Linked DNA regions of Mus musculus: all the other regions are linked to region 3. Evidence: chromatin loops called from intact Hi-C (ENCODE). Cell type or tissue: gastrocnemius. All regions are shown on one strand.

Evidence for each region. A loop is a pair of places that touch in the nucleus more often than their neighbours do. Peaks named below come from ENCODE experiments on the same cell type or tissue, not always from the same donor. Only the 100,000 strongest peaks of a DNase experiment are listed, where the experiment ranks them.
Region 1: a loop joins it to region 3, with 6 times the contacts of the local background. A loop is called at or near these places in 6 of 42 quality-filtered maps.
Region 2: a loop joins it to region 3, with 2.3 times the contacts of the local background. A loop is called at or near these places in 7 of 42 quality-filtered maps.

The regions. Positions count from the first base shown.
Region 1 is chr8:69,203,578-69,211,577 of GRCm38, forward strand. It overlaps Zfp930 (zinc finger protein 930), which reads left to right and starts at 5,469. Exons shown (of 4, transcript NM_001013379.2): 1 at 5,469-5,582. The coding sequence starts at 5,580. It overlaps Gm39188 (a long non-coding RNA gene), which reads right to left and starts at 5,420. Exons shown (of 2, transcript XR_870488.3): 1 at 5,282-5,420; 2 at 2,799-3,122. In gastrocnemius, no CTCF peak of the experiment used is centred here; DNase peaks (open chromatin) are centred at 3,069 and 5,476; H3K4me3 peaks cover 1,710 bases; H3K27ac peaks cover 1,885 bases.
Region 2 is chr8:69,179,982-69,187,981 of GRCm38, forward strand. Lzts1 (leucine zipper, putative tumor suppressor 1) reads right to left here and starts at 4,217. Exons shown (of 4, transcript NM_001370971.1): 1 at 3,993-4,217. In gastrocnemius, no CTCF peak of the experiment used is centred here; DNase peaks (open chromatin) are centred at 3,217 and 4,288; H3K4me3 peaks cover 1,846 bases; H3K27ac peaks cover 1,128 bases.
Region 3 is chr8:69,129,764-69,137,763 of GRCm38, forward strand. It overlaps Lzts1 (leucine zipper, putative tumor suppressor 1), which reads right to left. Exons shown (of 4, transcript NM_001370971.1): 4 at 2,896-6,396. The coding sequence ends at 5,740. Among named protein-coding and RNA genes, the nearest start is that of Gm39187, 24 kb to the right of the region's middle. In gastrocnemius, a CTCF peak has its summit at 3,143; DNase peaks (open chromatin) are centred at 1,480, 1,667, 2,086, 2,556 and 4 more places; H3K27ac peaks cover 2,798 bases.

The sequences.
Region 1 (8,000 bases), 74 kb after region 3:
CACAAACAGAGCCTTTCTCCCTATGGTTGATTTGGTCGGGCTATTTATACAAGTAAACAAACAGGAATAAGTAAATAAAATGGAACTAGAATAGGAGTTGATATCAGAGATGTGTGGCTGCAGTTTGGACTAATGTGATTTTTGTGGAGTCTATGCTTCCAGATAATTTTGTGAGCAGATAGTGGAGGTGTTTTGAAAACAGGGCTGTAAATGCTGTTGAGTGCTGAGAGATCATGGAGATCATGTTCTTTTTTTTTTTTTAGTTTTTGAGACAGGGTTTCTCTGTGTAGCCTTGGCTGTCCTGGAACTCACCCTCAGACCAGGCTGGCCTCGAACTCAGAAATCCGCCTGCCTCTGCCTCCCCAGTGCTGGGATCAAAGTGCACCACCACTGCCCGGCGATTTTTTTTAAGGTTGGAATATGACACAGATAACTACTTATTCTGTTTATCAATGGAGATTTTTCCCATTAAAATAAAGACACCTAAGTTTTTTTTTTTTTTTAATTTGGAGTACAAAGAAAATAAAGCAAAGCTTCTCTTCTTCATTTACCCAGACATAAACGTTAATAGCAATTGGCAGTGTCTACTGCTGCTCACCCAGACATAAATGTTAAATGGCAGTGTTTACTGCTGGACAACCACAAACTAGGTCTCACCTCAGTGTACTTGACATGTAAGCACAATCTCCCATTACTCACTCTGCATAAACACTAATCTCATATATCTTCTGCAAATCAAGCCAATTCCCACTACCTTGACTTATGGGGAAATTTTCTTTATATTCTGATCACAACATAATAACCATTTTCTGATGCACTGACTGGTTGTACTAAACTCCAGTACAACTAATTTTTTTCCCAGTTTTTTTCCTAATTTATTTTAGGTTTATATGTGTTTTGGCTGCATGTATGTCTATGCTCCGCATGCATGTCTGGTACTTGCAGACACACACACACACACACACACACACAGAGCACTCATAGAAGTCATTTGGAAACGAGAGGTAAATGTGGTACTTCTTTTCTTTGGAGCCGCCTCTTTTCCTAGCAAAGCATACACTGTCTCTTGGAATATGGCACATGAGAATTTTAGTACTGTACTGGTTAAATTTAATTTGTATAGTTGAGAGAGATGACTTGAGATTAAAGATAAAAGAATTCTCTTTCTGTAATGGAAACTCTGACATCTGCCTTAATTGGTAACATTGTTTCTTTTCTAAATAAACCTATGTAGCAATCACTGTTGATAGGTATACCCCAAATCTACCAAAGTTATAATTGTCTGACATTACCTTGAAATTTTCACTTTGGAAAAATAATCTTCCCAGGACATATAGCAATAAGACAGGATGTGATACCCGTGGTTTCCCTTTGAAGTCCTAAATAGAAGTTACAACTAAGATAAGCAATGGTTGACAAGTTGGACCACACTTCAGGAGTGCAGGCTGGCTATAGATATGATGCTGAAACTTTGCTTTGAAGATTAAATGTAAGACTATTACATACAACATCACAAAAATAGAGCATTGGTAGATAGAAGTATGGCTAATATTCTGTGGCATTGTATGTTGGAAACATAACAGTCTCATTTAAGATTATGGTAGAATTTGGTCAGCTACAAAATCTCTGTCACTATCTAAGAGTTGAAGGAAGATGTGTTGATTAAAAAAAAAATGGCTTCCATAGTCTTATTTGTTTCCCAGTTGGTGGAACTCTTAGGGAAGGATTACAGGTGTGGCCTTTTTGAAGGAGGTGTATCATGGGGCTGGGCTTATTGGCTATGAATGCCTCTGGCCATGCCCAGTGTATTCTCTACCTCATACCTAAGGTTCAAACTGTGAGCTCTCAGGTCTTCCTGCTGTTATGTGTTTATTATGTGAGCAACGTCTCTGACTCTGGATCTATAAGCCCAATACTTTCTTTTATAAATTGGCTTGGTCCTGGTTGAGTTTTATAATAGCAAGAGAAAGGTAACTATACAGAAGTGTTCTGTGGAAGATCAGAACACAGAAAAATCTCCCCTTCCAAGTAGAGGAACCCAGGAAGGGGTGTGTTTTAACTGTAGCTCTAGAGCAGAGGTCTTACACTCTCCCAATTCCCCCATGCTCCTTTTCCTCTATTATTTAGTTTTGTTCTTCTTTCCTTGTGTGTGTGTGTGTGTTTGTGTGTGAGTGTTATATAGCACAGGCTTTCCTCAAAATTACAGTAATTTTTCTGCCTCTGTGACCTGCTTGCTGGGATTAAAGGAATGCAAAACCACACCAAGCTTGAAAAAAATAAGCTTTATGGTGCCAGGTGTCTCCCCTCACCCCTTCCTCTTTTTCTTCATTTTAAGAAAAAGTATTTCACTTGTATTTCATGTATATGGGAGTTTTGCCTGTTTATGTGACTTTGCCTCATTCCTGCTTGGTGAATTTATGGCTGCCTAGGAGGTGAACAGATTTTTTCAGATTCCTTGAAGCTGGAGTTAGGGATAGATGTGAGCTGCTGAGTGTGCTGGGAAGGAAACCTGGGTGCCCTCAGAAAATCGGCAGTGTTCTCAACTGCTCGTGTATTTTCCCATCCCTAGGTTTCTAATCTTTATAATACTTGCTGTCCAAGACAGCCTAGGTCATTAGAGGGGTTAGACTCCCACTGTTCATTAAACAGTTCAATTCATCTGTAAGTCAGAGAATCTGCCTGAGGCAGGAATACGCTCCCTAGTTGGCCACTTAATGCAATGTAATCATTCCTGAAACTATATACACACAATAAACAACAAACAAACAAACAACAACAACAACAACAGACTCAGCAGGTTGTAGTCATATATTAAGAGTGTACTTACTCATGCATGACAAGGAAGAATTTGGGAAGGGAAGGAGGGAGGACAAGGAAGGGTGTATGAGATGCAATATATTTCAATGAACAAGTACAAAAGTAAACCTTAAATTCAAAGAAGAGGGGCTGGAGAGTTGGCTCAGCAGATAAGAGCACTGAGTGCTGTCCAGAGGACCCAGGTTCCATTTCCGTAACACATGGTAGCTAACAATGTGCTGTGACTCCAATGGTTGGTATCTTCTGCCCTCTTCTGGATGCTGCCGGTACTGCGTACAGACACAACTAGGCAGATACCCAGGTAACTAAAATATAAAATAAAGGGTAGAAAAAGAAGGATTAAACCTGGATCCTCTAGAAGAGCAGCCACCTCTCTAAACTGTTGAGCCATCTCTCCAGTGCCTTGACGTGCTATTTCAGTGATGTGGATACCAATTAATGTCTAAAATCTCTCCCCATTCATTTATGAAGAAAAATACTCAACATACTCTTTGGTGTTGTCACAGTCCTAAGACAGACAGCAGCTAGGGTTAGTTAAAATGAACTCTTTCTGGTCCTGCATGGAAGCAGCTGTGGCCTTCCTCTGAGCCAGCCTGCTCAGAGGCAAAAGCATAGAATGCTCTTCTGAGCATAGAATAGCTCAGCATAGCTGTTCATCTAAGTACGTCTACTGTGCAAATAGGTGACTTTTCCTGTATGTTTGCGAGAATTGTTGCATTGATATATCTGCCTTTAAGAGCATACATCATAATTAATAGGTAGTATTGGCCATAATTAACAGGTAGTATTGGCTCCTAAGTAAGCTACATTCACAGTGTCATTTACTTGTGAGGAACCTACCTGACTTCAGTTTGAAGGCAGGAGCCATTATGCTGTATTGCTCAAAATACCCCATTTACTGATTTGCTCTATTTAAGTCTTTTTCTTGGAGCCTGATCTGCTTGACCCCTGGCCTCTTCATATTTCTGAGAACATCCTGAACATACCTGACCCTCTATGGTGACCACATTTTTGTTCCTTTGGTTGTTTATTCCTGTATTTTCTTATTGTCTCATTGTCTGTTTTCTGTAAACCTGTTTGGCAGAAGCTTGTGATTTTACTACTTAAAAGAGGCACTAGAAGTGGATTCAGGTCTGGTTTCCTTACAGCACTTAGGATCCAGTTGATGGCCAGCTCTTAGGTGGTTCAAGTTGTCTCAAAATCGTGGTAGTGGTCTTATTCTCCCTGGGTTCAATTAACATATGAGTTTCAATTATGACCTTGAGGTACAAGATGAACGTGCCAGAGACATTTCCTTCTGTCTTTTAAAATAAATTGTATATGTTCCTGTCCAACGCTGAGCTAAGAACACCACCAAATCAGGCAGAACTCTACGCGAATGTGTCCAGGCTCTCTAAAGAAAACCCCCATGCTTCCTGTCTTTTATTTTTGTTAAATGATTTCCCTGCTTTCTGCTGGTAAGAAATATTTCCAAGTTTTTCTGTCTTGTCTGTTATGATGGCTATTCTTGGTAGACAAACTGACTACAAATTAACTAAGACCCAAAAAGTTGCATATACCTGTGAGAGATTTTTCTTAATTAAAACTTATGAAGTGGGAAGACGCTTCTGGGTCTTTTGAGGCGATAAGATCCACCTTTAATCTGGGCCACACCTTCTGGTGACAGTCCACATAAATAGAGAAGAAAGAAGCTCTCTCTCTCTCTCTTTCTCTCTCTCTCTCTCTCTGCCCTATCTTTGGTTAGCAAGTTCATTCCTTTAGAGCCTCCTTCTTTGAAAATGTGGTATACAGTGAAGCCCAGCTTAGACACGCAGCCTCATGGACTGAACTACTGGATTCTTCCAATTTTAGTTGCTAGACAGCACTTGTTGGTCTAGCTGGACCACAGCCTGCGAGCCGTTTTAATAAATCCCCTTTCTACATACAGAGAGGGAAAGAGACGCTCATTTTTATCATTTCTGTTCATCTAGAGAACCTTGACTAATACAGCTGCGTTTTCTCACCTTAACTCAGAAAAATGTTAGGAATAGTGTTCATAAACAACATTCTTCCTCGAACCATTTCTTTCTAATTATTCAAGTTACCGTGGAGACTACACTTATCATTAGTGTTAATTTGTCAAGAGATAGACCTGAATTTCAGGAAGAAAACTCCTATAGGGATGGATCCACCATCCAGCCTTCTTGTGGGAGAAACACATTTCATTGTGTTTGTGATGTGGTTCCAGGTTTTCTCTCAGGATTGTCCAGTGTACCTTTGCCAGCCAGGTAGAACGTAGCTGTAGCTCACCTGACCTCACCGTGAACCCACAGAACAAACATTTGTTTTCTAAAATCTCCTTAATTATTAATATCGTGGGCACCCTTCCACTTGTGGGACAGGAGAAACACTCCACTCCACATTTTGTAATGTGCTATTTAAACTAGCTACCTTGTGTCAAGGAGGAAAAGGGGAAAGTGCCTACCACGCAAGGAAAGATAGAAGTGAAGCTACCTCAGGTCAAGAGCAAGGACTCCTGAAATGCAAATATCTGCAACAGGAAATACTGTTCTGTGCTGTTCCTTAAACTCCAACGCCAAAGGAGGGACTCTTGTCACTCAGGCCTCATCAGCCAATGAGAACCTGCAGTCGGAGCGTCATCGGGGAGGCGGGCTCTTCCGGGCGCCAGGCTCCAGGCTCCGTTCCGAAGCTGGGAAAATGCAAGCGGTTCTTTGCGTGTAACAGGATCTGTGAGGGGTGCACGCGAGCTTGGAAGCCACGCTATGGTGAGCAAGGGACCGCAGTCTTGGGAGAAGTGGGCTGCTGAGCCTCGGCATCCCTTTTGGTAGGCTACCCTTGGACTGGATGGAAGCTAGTGGGCCAGATGTGGAGTTGTATGAAGTCCCATGCGGTCTCTGTAGTTCCCTGTACCAAAGTGGTGACCTCTGAAGAACTTCACCCTGTGGGCAGCGTCTGTGTAGAGCTTTGGGGACATGGTGTGTGCGTAGAAACATCTTTGTAGCCAACATCACCGTGCTTCTTGTGCATCAGAGGACGGCAGGTTGCCGTTTTAGTTTAGCTAGCATCTCTAGAATTTCTGTTCTTCGGATTTCACATTTGGAGTTAATTTTGTGGGTATTGTGCATGGAATCTTATGTGTTGGTAGCACTCCACTATTTTGCTGAGATGATAATGCAAAGGATTTACCAATGCTTCGGAGAGAATAAGTCACACAGAGTAGAGTTTAGCTAAAGGTGGGCTGCCTCTGAAACACCCAAAGATATAGTGTATTAATGAGGTCTGTAAGAGATGAAGTGCTAGATACGCATGTTTGTTCACCAGGATTGTCTAGACATTTGGCTCCAACCATAAGGAAGGAGACAACCCTGATCTTAAACAGCCGCTAGACCGATGCCCTTAAGAAGTGGCAGGAGACCAAGAAGCTGCTCAAAGGAGCAGGTAGGGTCATGTAACCAACATTAAGGCCTGGTGTGCCATAAAAGTCCTGTTTTCTTCTTAGGCAGTGGCTGCTTTCTATGGATCCTCTTATATAGATGCAGCCAGTTGTCCTTTTGTTAGCAAGCCAGACAGCAGTATGGTCTTCACTGTAGCAGCATCAAGATCTCGGCCTGCCTGCTGTGGGCCTCTGCGTTTATTAGTTATAAGGAGCCGTCACATCATTACTACATTATCTGCTACACACAGCGCTGACCTGAGCTGGAGAGCTGACCTGAGCTAGCTGCTCCTCAGCTTAACACCCAGCTCAGTCCTCTTCTAACTTCTTAGTGTGCTCTCTATGATTTCCCACCCCAGCTTTTATCTTTTCTCCTTTATACTTTTATAATCTTTCTCAGTCTGGCATATTCACCTAGGGACCCTGACACTGAAGAATGGTCTACTGTTCCAGGATACTGGTGTACTTAAGAAATAGTCCTGGGAATACTTTGTTGTGTAAGCCTCTCTTCTGCCTAAGTAACCACTTAGCAACTTAAAATTGGACTCTCCTGTCTCTATGTGAATTGTTCAGCGTGTAACCTGGGGCCTGACGCAGCATATGTAGGATGGAAAATGTGTCCTAGGCTGGCTCCTCTTTGAGCACCAGCCAGTGCTGTATGCATGCTATTCTTCAAGAATTTTTCTTCATTAATACCTTACGTTCATCAAGTTATTTCTCTCTGGGCAGACACATTAATTCTAGAACACCTGTACCTCCTGCAGAAAAATGTTTCTGAGGCTCTGTCTGTTACATTGTTTCAGGTAGCCTTGACCCTAGATACAGACAAGTCTATATGTCCACAGGGTATATATCTTGCTGTCCACTTGACTAAAATTAAAATTCTAAAATTCTTAAATTAAGGGGTTATACCATCATAGAGTTTTAAAATGACCAATTTGAGTCACTTAGACCACAAGAATCATTTAAGCAGTAGTAAAAGGATTTGTGTGTGGAGCATGGTCTCTACTTTCAGACCAAAATAGGAGCAACAGTTTATTGTATACAGTGCAGGGGGAAATGGGGAAGGCAATAGCTAGATCACAGACTGAAGTTTAAGGCAGTCAGCTCCAGTAGTCCCATTATGAAGAAGGTCCTGATTGAAGTAGGAGGGTGGTTTTGTAATTTTTCGACATGTATTGATTCATGCCATGTGAACGAAGACAGATCAGATTGGTGGGTGTACAATTTGGGGAGGTTACCTTGAGCCAGTTGATATCGAATTTCCAGCTAAGGAACTCTCCTATGCAGATATGTGCAATCCTGGTTGAAATAGTTAAGCCAGCTCAGAGGTTTGAGATATAGGCCCTCACTGCCTGTAGCTGAGTGTGTCAGGTTACAGACCCCAGCAGCTAATATTGTGTACAGGAGCAAGGTCAATTATTAATTCTCCCTGCCCCTCCCTCAGATCCATAACTTTATTTGCTTTTAAAAAGAAAATTAAAGCAGTTCCCGACACTTGCTAGTGGTCTTTGTGTCTACACAGCCTGTGATTTGTGAAATAGAATAGAAAAAAAAAGTTAAAATATATTAGAGCTTTGAGAGGGCCCTAGATCATTTAATGTCTCATTCTGTATATGAGAAAATTGGAACTCAGAGAAGTTCTGGGACTTTACTAAGACAATATCCACTTCTTCATCACAGAATTGCTTAGTGTTGAGTTTGCTACCCCACCTTAACTCTGGGAACCTGTGTGCTACCAGCCCCCACC
Region 2 (8,000 bases), 50 kb after region 3:
TTGGGAGGCTGGTCCTGGAGGATCATGACTTCAAGACTTGTGGGGAGGGAACAGACAGTTCAAAGCCAACCTGGGTTATATATGGTCCTGTCCCAAAAAAAGCTAAAAAGGAAAAAGAAACTCAAAAAAGTCTTGATACACATTGCTTCCCAGGCAGTTGTAGTTGGTGGTCATCAAGACCTCCCAACCTCCTCCTCACTGCTCTGGAGTTATCTAAGGAGGTGGAAGCCAGGATCTAGGGGAACAGAAGCCTACAAAGGTGACTCTGCCAAAGAGTCTGGGAGGCCAGCCCAGCTAGGCCTGAGTCTAGGCAAGGTCTCTTGCCCACCCCCCTAAAACTTAAAGAAGTCACTGTGGGGGCCAAACTGCAAACTTACTAGAGCTAGTTCCCTCCCACTTTTCATCCTCCAACTGCCATGAGGGGCGTGTAGAGCCCCAGAGGGTTCTCTTCAGCTCTCAGCTGCAAGCAGAATGCTGACCTTACTTTTCTACCTACTCTCTTGACACACCTGCTTAGGCTCATCTTCTAGACCAAGTCCTGACCACCTACCTCCTCTCTGGCATCTTCAGTTTACCTCCATCTTGAGACAGCTGTTGTACTAAAGTTAGTGTGGGATTGTTAGTTCAGTGGGATTATCTCTAATTAATTCTTTCTAACTAACATCACCAATTTTCAGCTCAGTGCGTTAGTTCGCCTCTTCAACAGTATCACTCATGTCTCTAGCACCTGACATGGGCAAGACCTTTAACAAATGAGAGCTGGGGGCATAGCTCAGTTAGAAGCACTTGCATGGAGCCCTGGGTTTGATCCCTAGTACTGAATTAATTAGGTATAGTGACACATGCCAATCATCTAAGTATTGGTAAAAGAAATTCAAAGTCATTCCTAGCTACATAACAAGTTTCAGGACAGCCTGAGCTACATGAGTCTCTGTCTCAGTTTTTAATGAAATAACAATGAAATTCAGGTTGTCAAGCATAAGAAATGTTCTCCCAAAGAAAAATTGAAATGCTCATGGGCTCCCGAGAGCATATGTGGTTATCACAATAGGAGACATCATTACCCACAATGCTAAGTGCATGTGAAGCATAAAGCAGGGCCACATTACCTCCCCAAACCCAACAGCAGTTCACATTCTCCAAAGAATCACCAGTGTCCAAAGTGTAGCACCAAGGAGATCCATTCAAAGGTGGCAAACTCAAAGTGCTGAGATGTAAATGGCCTGAAGAGTCCCCAGGCAGTTGGAATTTCCTTTTTTTTTTTTTTTTTTTTGCTAAATCCCTTACCATTCATTGTTCTGCAACTGCTTGCCTGAAGCTCTGAAGGCACAAACTCCAGACCCCAGGACTGAATTGGGTCTAGCACCTTCTCCTCCCATATTTGCTCTTGTGAGTTGACAAACACACAGAAAGAGTAGGTAGACACTATACTTTGAGCTGAGAACTCACTGTGGTTTTCCTCCCCAGAAACTCTGGAGTTCTTGGGGAAGCAATGAGTCACTGTGGTGGCAGCACCAAATGGTAGAAATATCTCAGAAGAAGAAATGGGATCTGGACCTAAGGGCAAGATGGTTGGGGGACTAACCTACAGAGGCAGATGCCTGTGGTTAAAACAATGCTGTGAGATTGGACGGCACTCTGTGGATAGTATTAAACTTTGTTACAATACTATTCATAAATGAACTGGACTGAAGTTGCTAAAAATAGATTATTTGCCATGACCTTATTTGGTATATTTCTTATTGTTGGGTTGTTTGTTATTGTTTTCTGCATTTGAGATTGTCTCAGGTAGCACAGGCTGATCCTGAACTTCCTATGTGGTCAAGACTGGCTTTGAATTTCTGATCCTCCTATCTCCACCACTTGGGCAAGGTTTGGTTATAATACTGTGCCACCATATGAAGGTTTATGTAGTGTTAGGGTCTCAAACACAGAACCCCTGAATTTCAAGGAAGCACTCGTTCAAGGAAACTAACCCCAGACTATGATATTCATTCCTGCTTCATTGTGGGTCCCAAAGCCTTGCGTTTTGTAGCATCCAATGAAAAGCTGTGGGGTGACTGTTAAACACGCCCAAAGGCATAAGAATACATTTTCAGGAACAGAGATCTACTTCTTCACCCATACATGCAGACATCTCGCTTCTTAACCCTGCATGGCAACTGAGCACTCTTCACACTCTCAGAGAACTGGCACACCCAGAGCACTCCCCAACAGCATACTTCTCCTACCTCAGCTCCTGCAACCATCAGAGGTAGATAGCCACACAAGGAAATCTCCTTCAGTCTCAAGAGTGCACAGACTGAATGGCTAAAGCAGGTTTGCCTTGCAGAGGGCGCCAAGACATAGGCTAGAAATAGGAAAGACAATCATCCTGAGCAAAAGCAAATGTCTGGTCCTTCCATGAACCCTCCAGGAAGGATGCTCTCATTCCCCCCCCCCCGCCATCTCCCCCTCCCCCCACACACAGACAGTTCTTCTCAACTCTAGCAGATGAGTGCTCTATACTCCCATCTCCACAGCTAAGACATGAAGTTTTGGATTTCATTAATGATGGACTTGGCTCTCATTGGTTATGGGATCTCAGGGAACACCCTTGCATTTTGGTGCCTCTGTTTCTTCACTGGCAGACACAGAGTAAATCACATCTCATACTAATGTGGTAGTTACGGTGTGAGGATAAAGGAGACAACAAATGAGATAACATCTATGATGCACTGAAAATGGTCAGAAGAAAGAGCTAGGTAAATACAAGGTGTGGGCCATTGCCTGATTAGGGTGCATTCTCTGCCCACAGACTCCTGCCCACATTCTGCTCTGTGCCAACCTTGAAGACTCTTACCCCTGTAAACTCTAACTTGGATATTCATGTGCATACACCTTTCAAACACCTCCATTTTCCTTCTGTCTGCCTGCAGAAAATTGTTTCTGAACTTGAAGGAAGCTCAGGTTACAAATCCTCAAAATCCCTTACCAGCAGCCCCCCCCCCCCCCCCGTCAGGATCTGGGTTCTGGGAGAAGTGCATGCGGGCAGCTCATCTCTCTGTGATGGGCTGAGACTAGATTGTGTTTCCAGGGAGGAGAGACCCTCTGGTGGAGAAGTCTCGATGACAGCTACCCAGAACCCAGAGCCTGCTCCTCAGCAATCCAAGGAGCATGCAGAAAACCTGAGGGCAGAAGGCATGGTTCTTGGATCCCTAAACATCTCTAGTGCTTGGGAAATTGAGGACTGACAACCCGTGGGTGAGCAGAATGCTCACATGTGCCACAGTTTAATCCCTTCCACTTGGAGCAGGGAAGGGAAACATCACCTGGTCCGTGGTGTTTGGGTTTCTATTGCTGAGTGAAGCCAGGGCAGATGAGAAGCAAAAACAGAGGGGATCTGATTCCCTGTGGTGAATGAGAAAAAGGAGTGAACTGAGGTGTGTCAGTGTGTGTCTATGTGTCTGTCTACCTGTGTATTCGTCCAAGCTCATTCCTATTCCTTCCAGACACATGTACCTCCAAAGTTCCAGCCAGCAAGGTAAAGTTCACTAGCCAGTCGCCAGCAGCTGGATCCTCTGTCTGGGGCCCCAGTCTCTGTGGCCTCACTTCCTCACCTCTCATTTCTTCATCTCTACATTCATGTCACCTAATGCACGTCTCCAAGATGAAATTCAGGTTTACGAGAATCCCCGGTCTGACAGACAAAGACATAAGGATTGACTGATGCACACCATTTCCTTCCGGCTGGGGTCAGATTAGAAATACAATCAGTGACAGGGAAGAAGACTCCCCCACACCTACCACTGCCCTTCACCCCGATAGTTACATGTAGAAACAAAGACACCTAGACAGACGCGGACACAGACAGACAAAGACCGACAGACGAGCGGACTCACTCCCGGGAGTGGTATGCTGTAGAAAGCGAAGTCTTCCCTGTGTCTGGGCCGTCCGCAGAGCTGTAGACCCTGCACGAAGGAGGAACAGGACCCTGGGTACCCGTACCTTACCTGTCTGTCCTCCTCCGCCTTGGGGATAGCTGCAAATGGCTGCAGATTTTGATTTTTCGGTGTATTTTGTGCAGTGCCCCTTTCTCTTTTTCTGGAGGGCTCCTAGAGCCGGCGGATCCCGCGTCGCTCAAGTCACACTCCCAGGAGCAGCAGAAAGACAGAGAAACTTTCGGACTGTGAGCTTGTCGGAGCCTCCCAGAGCCCGCCAGCTCGTCCGGGCGCTCTGGCCCTTGCGCTGGGTCCCTGGCCGCCGGCGGGGCGGGGTGGGGCGGGGCACGAGTGGGGCGGGGCCAGAGTCAACGACATTCATTGGCCCGCACTGCCTGCACCCTGTCCTGCTCTCTCCCCGGCCTTTGTTCCAGACTGACAGCTGGGGTTGCTCCGACCTCCTGGCTCCTCTGTGCCCAAAGCCCGCGCCGGTCAGGCTCGCAGTTTCTTAGCTCTCGTTTCATCACACTCGGGGGTTCCTGTCTGTTCAGCCTTTCTCTATCTTTCCTCATCTTCCACTGTCTCCTCGTTCTTGCTTTCTCTGTCTGCATTCTATTCGCCTTTGCATTTTCTTTACCCATTTTCTGCATTCCCTTCTTCTTTGCTACCTCTGCCTCTTACCGGTGATTTCTCCAGCCCAACTCCCAGCCACAACCCCAGCAAAAGGTTGAGTTTCTTGGTTTAAGGACCAAACTAACGGTCTAGAGGGGTTATGAGGGTATTGCTTCACCTTGCTGCGATTATAGACCAGAGAGCCCAGAGCCTCCTGACTTCAGTCCTCAAAAAGATCCAATTAAATTTTGACACTTCAGAAGCCTGAGTGATGCTAGCCAGTAATCCCAGGGACTTGAGAGAGGCTGAAACAGGAGAATTAAAAATTCAAGTCCTGCCTGGAGCACCGAAGTGTAACCTTGTTTCAAAATATAAAGTAGAAATATATAGGCAGGGCGGGCTGGATAATTAGCTCAGAGATAAAGGTTGTGGCCTTAATTTCGATCCCCAGCAGTAAAAGCATCAGCCATCCACCCACTTTTCACCACCTATCTGAGGGTACACTGAGGGTAAGATAGTGAAAAGCAGGCCAGTCTGAAGGCAGAGGCGCTGTCCAGAAATTGCCAGCTTTGCCCTGAAAGGGGCAGGTTAAGGGAAGGAGAGTAGGGATCACTAATAGCATGACTGAATCAGAGTCTTTCTGACACTCTCCTGCCCCAAACCTCTGCTGCTCCCTCCTGCTTTTGACCCTAGATTAATTTAAAGCTTTATTTAATTATGTAATTCTAGCTTCCTGAACACTAAAGAGGGAAAATAAATAGCCAGCCAGCCTGTAATCCCAGCACCTGGGAGACCTGGGAGACTGAGACAGGAGAGTTTATGCCAGACGTCTCTCTATCTATACGTTCCCCAGTTCCAGTTCCGAGTTCCATCCTTACTCCCACCTCTAACCACCACAGGCAGAATGATGCCTCTTTTGATGGAAGCCTTTTCTTCTTTCTGTGCCCCACTCATTGACTTGGTATAAGCATGTCTTCTCAGAGGTGTCTCAGGAATTTTGGTGAATAGGGAGGATACAGAACAATTGTTCTGGCTCTTGAAGGTAACAGTGGACTCCAAAGAGAGACTAAGGACGGTGGATTACAGATCTTTGTCAACTCAACTTTGTCCTTGGTCAAACTCAATTTTGTCACGATTGTGATATTCCAGAGAACTGGACAAAGGAGCCTATAGCTTTCTGGTTCTGGCCCTACCTTTGCTATTACAAAGTCATATCCTAGGCTAGACCTCAGTTTCCTGTTCTGCAAAGTGGGTATTACATATGGCACTTTTTTCCTTTTTTGAGACATATTCTCAGTAAGTAGTCAAGGCTGGCCTTGAGCTCACGACTTTTCTTTGGAGAGCTAGGATTACAATTGTGACTCATCATGACTAAGACACTTTTACTGTAGCACTGACATCTCTTTCAAATACACCGTGGGTAGAGAGCTGGGCATGCATACTAACCTATTGTGGCCCAGTTAGGTAGAAAGTGGGCAGTATTTGGGTGTGAGGTTGGAACTGGATGTACCATGGGACAATAGAAACAACCCATGGACAGGATACTTCAGAGGTAAAGGGAGGTGAGTTGAGAGTGAAGGAGGCAGACTGATGAGAGGAAGCCTGTGATGTACTTTGTACGTATGTGTGACGTGGCTGCACAGTTAAAACCTAAATAACATGACCACCAGCAAGACAAAAAGCTCAATTAGCTCTTTATTCCAAGGGAATGCTCTGCAGTGACTAGATGTGCCTATACTATACTCTTGCCCCAGTAGAATCCCCAAAGCGTTCCTCATACATCTAAGGCCACATGCCTCACACTTTCCTATGCCTGAGTCAGGTCTAGAAAGATGTGTCACCAAACCTGTTGTTATATTTGACCTCGGTCATCCGTGTTGGTGAACAAATGTTTCAGAGGATAGGGCAGGGGCCTTTTGAGTTCTGGTCAACTCTTTTGAGTCAACCTGGTATACCAAGTCAGAGGTTCCTTGATCTCACTAATCTGTCCTCTAAGATTCAGGCTCTGTGTTTTAACTTTGTGTGGGGGATTGAGTAAAATGGCTCCTATAATCTCATGTGTTTGAATGTTTGGTCCATAGGGAGTGGCACAATTAGGAACTGGGGTCTTGTTGGAGTAGGTGTGGCCATATTGGAGATGTGCCACTGTTGTGTTTGGCGGGGCTTTGAGGTCTTATTTATGCTCGAGCTGCCCCTGTGTGGCACAGAGGTTCCTTCTGTTTCCTTCTGATCAAGATGTGGAACTCTCAGCTTCTACAGCACCATGTGTGCCTGCACACTGCCGTGCATCCCACCGTGATGATAATGGACGAAACCTCTAAACTCTAAGTCAGTCCCAGGCAAATGTTTTCCTTTTAAGAGTTGCCATGGTTATGGTGTCTCTTCACAGGAATAAAACCTAACTAAGGCACTTGGCATCTCATTCTTCATCTCTAGAACCCATAGCTGGCCATGGAGGAACAGAACCTGATCAGCTAACAGGTAAGTCAGTGGTTTGTCTCTTCTGTACGTTTTCTCTTCTAAGACTGCATCCTTTTTTATTTGACAGCAAATCTTTAAAATCCAACACATGTAAATAGCAAGCATATATGCACATACACAAGTGCACACGCACACACACACACACACACACACACACACACATACACACACACTCCTTAAATAAATGCACTCAGGGGTGGAGTGTAATAGACAAGACAATATCTCAAAGGAGTGGTTGGTATCAGATTCAGGAGACAGACCTCTAGCCCCTTTGCTTCAAACTTAGTTTTGTCATATCCTTTTTGAAACTCACTTTTTCATGAGCAAATGGGTCTAGTAACACTTGCCCTATATTTCTGTCAAGGGGAACACTTTAAAGAATGCATAAAACCAAAGGGGGGGTTGAAAATAAAGCATCACACGGCCACTTAATATTATGTTAAGTCTAAAACTCCAAGGCCTTGTGTTTTAAGATAAGAAAGCTGACTTTATTTAAATGAGTCTGGGAACTCTCCAAATGTTGAAGAGGGGATATGATGAGGCTAAAAACGCAAGGTCTAAGAGATCCACAGACTGTGTTTACCCTGTCTCCCAGCTGCCTCAAGAACAGTCAAGAACTGTGGTTTTCATTCATATAAGGCTCTCCCCACCCTGTCTTAGAGGGGTGTCCTTAACAACCTCTGGGGTAGAAAGTGCTTTCAAGAGTAGTTTTTGTCGTTTAACTTGCACCAGATTGTGTGTTTCCTAATTTACATATACATTTATAATAATGGCTATGGTTATTACCATTATTATTAGGATAGTGTCACACTGTCCATGCTGACTTTGAACTAGTAACTGTCAAGAAGGATTACCTTGAAGTTCTTATCCTCCTGTGCCCACCTCCCAGGCACTGGGACTATAAGGCTGAGGCACCTCGTTTACATGTATTATCCTCCAGGAAGCCTTTTCATGTACATACAAGATGGAGCCAGACTATGGAGAAAT
Region 3 (8,000 bases):
AGAGGAGTCTGCAGGTGAAGTTAGCCAACCCAGATTCTGCAGTTAATCACGGTGCCATGCTGTGGGGTTTAGAGATGAGGCCAGCACTGAAGAGCAGACTGGGCTCCTTTGGATGTTGATGAAAGAAAAACCCCTCAGGATTGGTTAAACTTCTTTTAGGGAACCTTCTGAACCTTGTGGCTGTTTGCTGAGACACATGTAAGACTCAGAAAACAGGGAATCTGTGAAGACTGCCAAGAAGGCTGAATTTCTGATCTGATCGGTGGGAGCCATTGGAGGGTTTGAGAAGAGAAGAGGATTGATGGAAGGACTTTGAGGAGCATACACCTGTTAGCAGGCATGGGTTAATGGGCTAGAATGGGGACAGAGAGCAAGTGGAGTCAGTCATGGGGTCAAGGTGATCTGGCCTATGGCTAACCAGCCCTTCTGACCTTAAAACCCATCAGATATCTGCTGCTATCTGGGCCTTGGTTTTGTATCTACTAAAGACAGAGGGCTATATTCCTAAGTGTCTAGGATATCTGGAATGTTTTCTGACTCCCTGATAGGCTCAGATGAGGAAGGGGTGAGCTTTAAGGAATGGCCTGGGTAGAACAGAGCTGTGCAGGAAGTATGGATCATACAACAGGCTGAGCTAGTGTGGCTAACACCTCTCCAAGCAAACAATAGTAACAATATGCATGGATGAATTCCTTGAAGGCCAACATTTCCTTGTCAAATTATCCAATGAAGGCTGGGGTAAATCCCAGTGCTAGAGCACTTGCCTACTGTGTGCAAGGCCCTGGGTTTCATCCCCAGAACTGATTTTTTTTTAAATTTATTTATCTAGAAAGATGCAAAGGAGCTGTGTTGACTTCAGCTTCACTGCAAGGATGACACCACATCACCAAACTTTCACTTTCATGCATGGAAGAACACATGAAATACCCGAAGCTTTCCAATGGAGGTGATAGAACTTGTTTTAGACGGAAGGCTGGTGAGGTTATAGGTTATCCAGGTGCAGACCAGGGTTGAGGTGGTGGTTGAGGGGATGGGGGGCGGGGGGGGGGCAGTACAGAGGGGGATAGCAGCCCAGAGCACAGCAGTCAGAGGAGAACTGCAGGTTCCCTCACTAGGAAGGTGTCTACTGAGGCTCTGAGCCAAGAAGAGTCCTTAAGAAAAAGGACTTGAGGGGAGATCCAAGGTGAGATTTTCCCTTTTTCTGAACCAAGGGCCTTGCCACATCCCCTTCAGACACATCACTGTCTACACAGCCAGCATGTGCCACCCTGCTTATGATCCTTGAAAAGCCTGTTTGCTTGTAGAATGCAAACTCCCCTAAGAAAGGATTCTTTCATTAGGTTGGTTTTTTTTTTTGTTTTTTTGAGACAGGGTCTCTTTTATATCGGCTTCTGTTTAGAGCAAGCTGACCTTGAACTCCTGCTGAGAGTGCTGGGAGTGGTGGCACTGTGCCTTTGATCCCTGCACTCAGGAAGGAAAGGCAGGCAACACTTGGGCTGGGGAAAAACTTGGAGACAGCATGGCCTTCCAGAATTAACTGAGTAAAGTCATGCTGCTGAAGATGTTCAGGGAGGATCTCGGACTGCTCGGTCTCCCTCCTCACACATGGTGTGCACAGACTTTAAGACAGTCGGATAAAAATACCTGCTGCAACTGTGCAGTCTGCGCAGCCTGGTGGAGGCTGAGGCTGGGTTGCTTGCTGTCAGAAGTGTTCTCTCTCCCCCTCCCCTGTTTGGATCAGAATGGGATGAGGAGGTGGTGTGGAGAGACAAACTGCCCCCCACTTTGCTGTCTCTCTGCAGTGAGGCAACCCTGGCAGAGTTCTGCTTTTGTATATGAAAATAAATAAATCTTTTTTTTTAAAAAAAAAAACCTTTTAAGTGTTACGGTTCTTGGGGTCAGGGTGCTGGCAGGGCCTCTAAAGAAATAAATCCCTGATGCATATCATGAGGGTCATTTGCCTGGTCCTGGGTGGTTCTGGCTGTGATGCTGGTGTACGTTCTTGCACAGCAGAATAAGAGGTTTCTGACGTGGCAACCCAGGGCTCCCAAGAATGTTAAAGTGGAAGCTGCCAAGACTTTTGAGCTTATGCTAAAGTTGGCAGCTCGGCTGTCCTGCCTAATTCCTCTGGACCTGCCCCCAGTGAAAAGGAGGAGCCAGTCATCCAGTGTCACGTTCCTGTAAGGCTCTTAAGAATAGCACAGTCCTAGCTGGGGCTAGGAAGAGCTCTTGCAGCCTTCACTGACCTTCTCTTCCCCAGAGGCATTGTTTTATACCTATAGGCCTTTAAATCTCTCTATGTATCCCTCTCTCTTCTGTTACCATAGTGGCTATCTTTCGGGTTTAGGATTTGAATTCAAAACTGGGAATGCCCATCAAGGTGAACTGGAGAGAGAGAGTGTGTGTATGTGTGGTGGTGGTGGTGGTGGTGGTGGAAGGGAGTAGTTAGTACCAGGCAGGCAGGACAGATGGTGGCTGTACTAACAGCACTCTCACCTAGGGGCCTGGAGGAGTGACAATAGTTACTCTACTTCCTTGCCAAAAAGCCATATGCACTGGGCCAAAGGCTGGCCAGGAGGCTAGCAGCTGGTGGAGGGAGGAGGGGAGAGGCTGGGGTTAGGAAGGGGCAGGCTTTTGAAGTCACTGCCCCCTGGTCTCCTCCCTCCTCCCCTCTGGGTCAGCCCAGAGGCTGACCATGTCACAAGTAAGATCACCAGACTGGTGAAGGTTCCCCAGGTCACAGGGCTGCCTTCCTCAAGGGGTCTAAGTGAGGAGCACCCCAGCTGGCACAAAGGGACAAAGGGACACTGGCTTTGTGGTTCCAAAAGGAGAGACCACCAGGAGTTGCCTGCATATCATAGTAGAGGAGCAGAGATTAGCTTGAAGAGACAAAAGTGACCGTGAAGACATGAGAAATGGCATTCTTTATTCATAAATAAAAACATAAAATTAGCAGAAATAGTTTACAGAGCCGACAAAGAACTTCAAAAATAAAACAAAATGAAGCCATCAAGAGCAAAGCAAACCAGAAACAAGGAAGAGAAAAAGAACTGTGTACGTAGTCTTCCAAACGCCAGTCCATCCGAAGCAGCCTGCTGAGGGCTCCAGTGCTCAAAAGGGAAAGAAAGCAGTCTCCACTGAGGGGCACTGTGGCCTTAGGTGGCATCTGAGGAGATCTCAGGTCCTAGGGAAATCTCTGGTCCAGCCTGGCTTTCCCGTGGACATCTCTCTTACCTGAGACACAGCCCAAGCTGGAGCCAGGGACGAGCAGATCAGCAAGTGTCACTCAGAGAAGTGATGCCAAGACCCCTGAAATGTCATCATGCTAAAGCTCAAGTGTACCTAGAGAGGACAAAATCAAGCAGGGAGGTGCCCTGTGGGAGTCTGGACACTACAAGGCCCTTTCTTCCTTCAGAGAGCAGCAACACTCTGGAACCAGACACCTCTGGGATGCAGTATGGGTCCGAGAGACAAAGCAAGACAGGCTACTCGTCTGCCCTGAACCCGCACACCTGAGTCACTGTTCCATCTAGCCATCCATCATGGGCATGGACCACAAACTGTGAGGATGCTTTAGGACAGAAAAGGAAAGAAAGCACACAGGAAGGCAGGCAAGGATGTTAGGTTATAGCACAGTTGCATCCTGGAGCTACCTTGGGATCTCAGACTGATAGCAGACTTGGGAAGGTATCTGCCGTCTTAAAGGTTAAACAATTCCCAGGCAGAGGTCTCAAAGATGATCAGGGCAGGGCTACTGGGCAGTGATGTGAGCAGAACCCCCGGTGAGTAGAAGGCACCCTGTGCAGATACAGAGCACAGGCCTGCTTCTTCCTGGGCAAGGACTCCATGGCACAGAAGTGGACTTCTGGCTGTTCTTTCAGGGGAAGGAGTCCTTCAATCTAGGGAGAAGCAGCTAACCCCCACCTTTCTTTCCTTCTGTTGGACAGTCTCAATAGGAAGGACTCAAACAAGGCACAGACTGGTACACAACAAAGAACTGAGGCCTGGGCTTTTAAACTGGGCTGTGACCTGTGCCCAGTGAAGGGTATGGCCCTGCATGTTGGGGGAGTCATCTTTGGCCTGCAGATTCCAGGTTTAAATGAGCATGTGACTATGAGCAATGGTAGACCAGAGATTGTGTGCCATTGAAAGTCAGTAGCAGGAGAGGGCCACCCTAACCCCAGGAACAGAAAGCAGGACCACCTATGGAGGAGGCACCTAGCCTGCAGACACTAGGAAGGGAAAAAAGCCCATGGGAAGACAAGGTCACTAGGGCTGGGATCCACCCAGGGACTCTTAAGGACCAGCATTAGGGAGGTAGAACACTGATTGGTTCCTGGACTACCAAGCATGTAGACCCTCCCTTACATCTCTTATATCCTGGGCCCCACCCACCAGGCAAGCACATGGCTTAGGAATCCAGCAAGGGCTGGGTGCCCTACCAACAACAGCTGTGGTAAGGGCCAAAAATAGAATATGGAGCAGCTTGGCTGCCTGCTTGATCTGGCTTGCTTTGGAAAACACAGAATGGAAGGGGGAAGGTGAGAGAAGATAATTCCTTCAACTAAGCAACTGCACTTCCCTCTGCCCCTAGATCTGGATATCTTCAAAAGACAAGGCCAGGCGCCCACAGGCTCACATGCTGCTTTCTAGACTAAATTCTTACAACATGGGGTGCCGCCACATGGAGGGAGGAGAGTGGGTGGCTTGGGATATTTATAAGGCTCTTTGTATGCACCGCATATCTCTCCTACCTGGACTGCAGCCTATTGGCACACTAGTGACCCTTCCCAATCTATGGACTCTGAAGATTCTATAAGGGGAAGAGCTACTGCTGACTTGGGCCACAGACAAGGGAGGCTAATGCCCAGATCCCATATACACTATCTAAGTGGATGGGCTATTCTGGATCCAAGCAAGAACCTGGTGTTCAGAAAAAAAAAAAAAAAAAAAAAAAAAAACCACTCCACATTGGCTACTGAGGAGGATATCCTGGCACAGCTGGGAATCTATGTCTTATGTCATTTCCCTGTACCCCACCCAGGACCCCAATGCCTATGGCTTTAAAAACAGTGGTCACTGAGGTCAAAGGGGCTACGCAGCTCATTTTAGACTCGATTCCCTATCTGCTTTGGTTCTCTCCCTTCACCTCCCACCCAGACCTCTTGAGACCTATGACGGTTCTGTAGTGCCGGACTGTCCATCTACCCCTTGCTCCCATGACTTGCTGGCTCAACTATGTGGCGACACAACTCCTCCACCTCCACAGACAGAAGAACAGGCTGTAGTGAAGGCAGGGTCCAAGGCTTCTGGTTACACATGGCTTCTTTCTATTCCCAAAGGCACCCCAATATGACCAGGGGATCGTAGGGGCTCAGGGGTGACAGGGAAAATGTTTCTGTCCTTAGGTGGCCAGTTGGCCTGTATGGCAGTTGCTCCCTTTCCTGATGGAGTGTTTTTCTCACTACTTTGAATGAGACCAAAGTTGAGAGAAACCTCAACCAGCTCCCTGAGCACATCTCTAGGAGAGCTTGGGGTTAGCAGATCAAGGTGTTATAAGCAGCAGGGTTAGTTAGGCTGAAAAAGGCAGGAGGGGAGAAAGGCTATGTGGTGACCCCTAATCACCATCTGGCCCCAGAGGTGGCTTCTCTCAGAGGGGCTCAAAATGTCTCTTTGAACAGGCTCAGCCCTCCCTGCTTTCTGGGTCCAGTCCCCAGCCCTCCACCCCTAGGCAGCCCCTCAGATCTCAGTGGCTATGATGTCCTCGTAGGGGATGTCAGCTCCCTCCAGGTCAATTTCAAAGGGTTCCCCTGGACCATCCCCACGGGCCAGCTGCTGCAGGGCCTTCTCTAGACGCTGGTTGCGCTGGTACATGGCCAAGTAGCTCTGCTGCAGCTGCCTTTGGTACTGGATCACTTTCTCCTTCTCTTCTTTCCACACCAACCGCTCATGCTGGAATCCCGAGGACATCTGGTCATGGCCTTGCCTCTCCTCCTTCAGCTCGGCCCGCAGCCGATCCAGCTCCCGCTGCAGAGCAGGGATGTCCTCTGAGAAAGTGAGCCCAACCCCTGGAGGCCCCAGGGGTGCCGGATGCAGAGCAGCCTGGGCCCGTAGCTCCATCAACTCCTGTTCTAGAAGGTTCACCTTCTCTCTCAGCAGTTCTGCCTCATTCTTCTTGCGCTGCAGTTCGTTCTCACAGACCTCCAGCTCCAGCCCTTTGGTGCGCAGGGCACTCTCCAAGTCCTGTGTCTTCAGCTCCATTCCATCCAGCTTGCCCCGGGTATCCTTCAGCTGTGCCTTCAGACTGAGGATCTCGCTGGCCTTAGTGTTCACCTCTAATTGGGACTCTTTGAGCTGTTGCTTCAAAAGAGAGATCTCACCTGACTTCTGGCACACCTGTCAAGGGTGGGGTGAGGAAGGGTGAGAATCAATGCCAGAAGTGATTGGCACTATCCGAACCAAGATGACATCACTATTTCCTAAAGAGTTCAGGCTGCTCCTGACAAGACACCACAAACAGTTCTTTTGCAAGTAGACAACCTGTTTTTCTTGCATGCGTTTCCAAGTGCCTCCCTCACGTCCGGTTCAGGCTCCGCATGCCAAACCCAAGGTTCTAGGCAACTCAGTAATCACCTGCTTACTCTATCCACTGCTTCCAGCTCTACCACCTACCTACCTTTAACACCAGGGATACTGGCCTCAGGGAGCAAACACCCAAACCTTACCTAACCCTGCATTCATCTCTCAGGTAGGACCATTTCACCTTGTCCTATTATGCCCCAAAAGCTAGCCATACAACCTGGCCCACAGGCCATGTCCAGTATCCATCTGCCAAACAATGAACTGTGGTCTTCCTCCCTTCCTGGCTTCTCCACCACTTCAACATCCATTGATCCTCAAAGTTGGACTGGAGTTGGGTCAGATCATTGTGTCTCTGGGGCTTTGGCACTTTGAGGCCATAAGCATTATTTGGGGTCATGCTATGGTTTGGAGTGGTAGTACACACCAGCCTATACATATTAAGCCTGTCTCAGATACCTCTTCCCAGTTCTGACTAAAAAAGAGCTGAAATGGCTCACAGGGCAAAAACATGTTTGTCTCCATGCCTGATGAGTTCCATCCCTGAGACCCACATGGTGGAAAGAAAGAACCATCTTTGAAAAGTTGGCATTTGACCTCCACATTTGGGCTGTAGTATGTACATGTCCCTTCCCCCAATAAATAGTAAAAATGTGAACTTCTGGCCCATATTCTTATAGTTGAATCTTAGCATCTATATTTTATATGTATAAGATGCTGGCCAAATCACTTAGCCAGCTATCATAGCTAATTGGTGTGTCAGTTTCCTTAATTACAAACTGAAAAACTGTAACATTCTTACATCACAATATGATTATAAGGATTAGATGGAAGAACATAGCATTTTCTAAAGTCTCTGTAAATTAAATGGATTTATAACAATATTTCTGTCATTAGTTATTACCCTTTCATCATCATCGTCATCGTTGCTGTTTTGCTAAGTATACTGACAAGCCGAGGTGGGACTGAGATCATGGCAATATCCACTTAGTTCCAGACTGGACCATAAGGATGAATGACAAAGGTCAACTCCCAGTACTTATCTCTGAGATGCAAAAAAATGTTCCTTTCTCCACCTTTCTTGTGACTACTTGTCACTTCACAGGGTGGGAGGACAGGAAGCTCTTAGCAGTCAGGGCAGTGGTGCTGATAGTGAGCCACTCCATCCAGACCTGATGCTAATCCATATGAATAGAACATCTTCATCTTTCCTTACAGAGAAGTCTCTGGAGTGAACAACAGCACGGATGTACACATACTATCCCTGCCTGCCTGGGCCTGCTGGGAGTGTGTGTGTGGGTGTACTACTCAGGGATGCTCTCCTACTAGCAGGAAACATGTGGGGACCCTGACTGCTCTCCAGCTAGGCCAGACTCACATGAGTCATTCCAAAGTGACTAGAGGGCTGGTGGAGTGTTTCT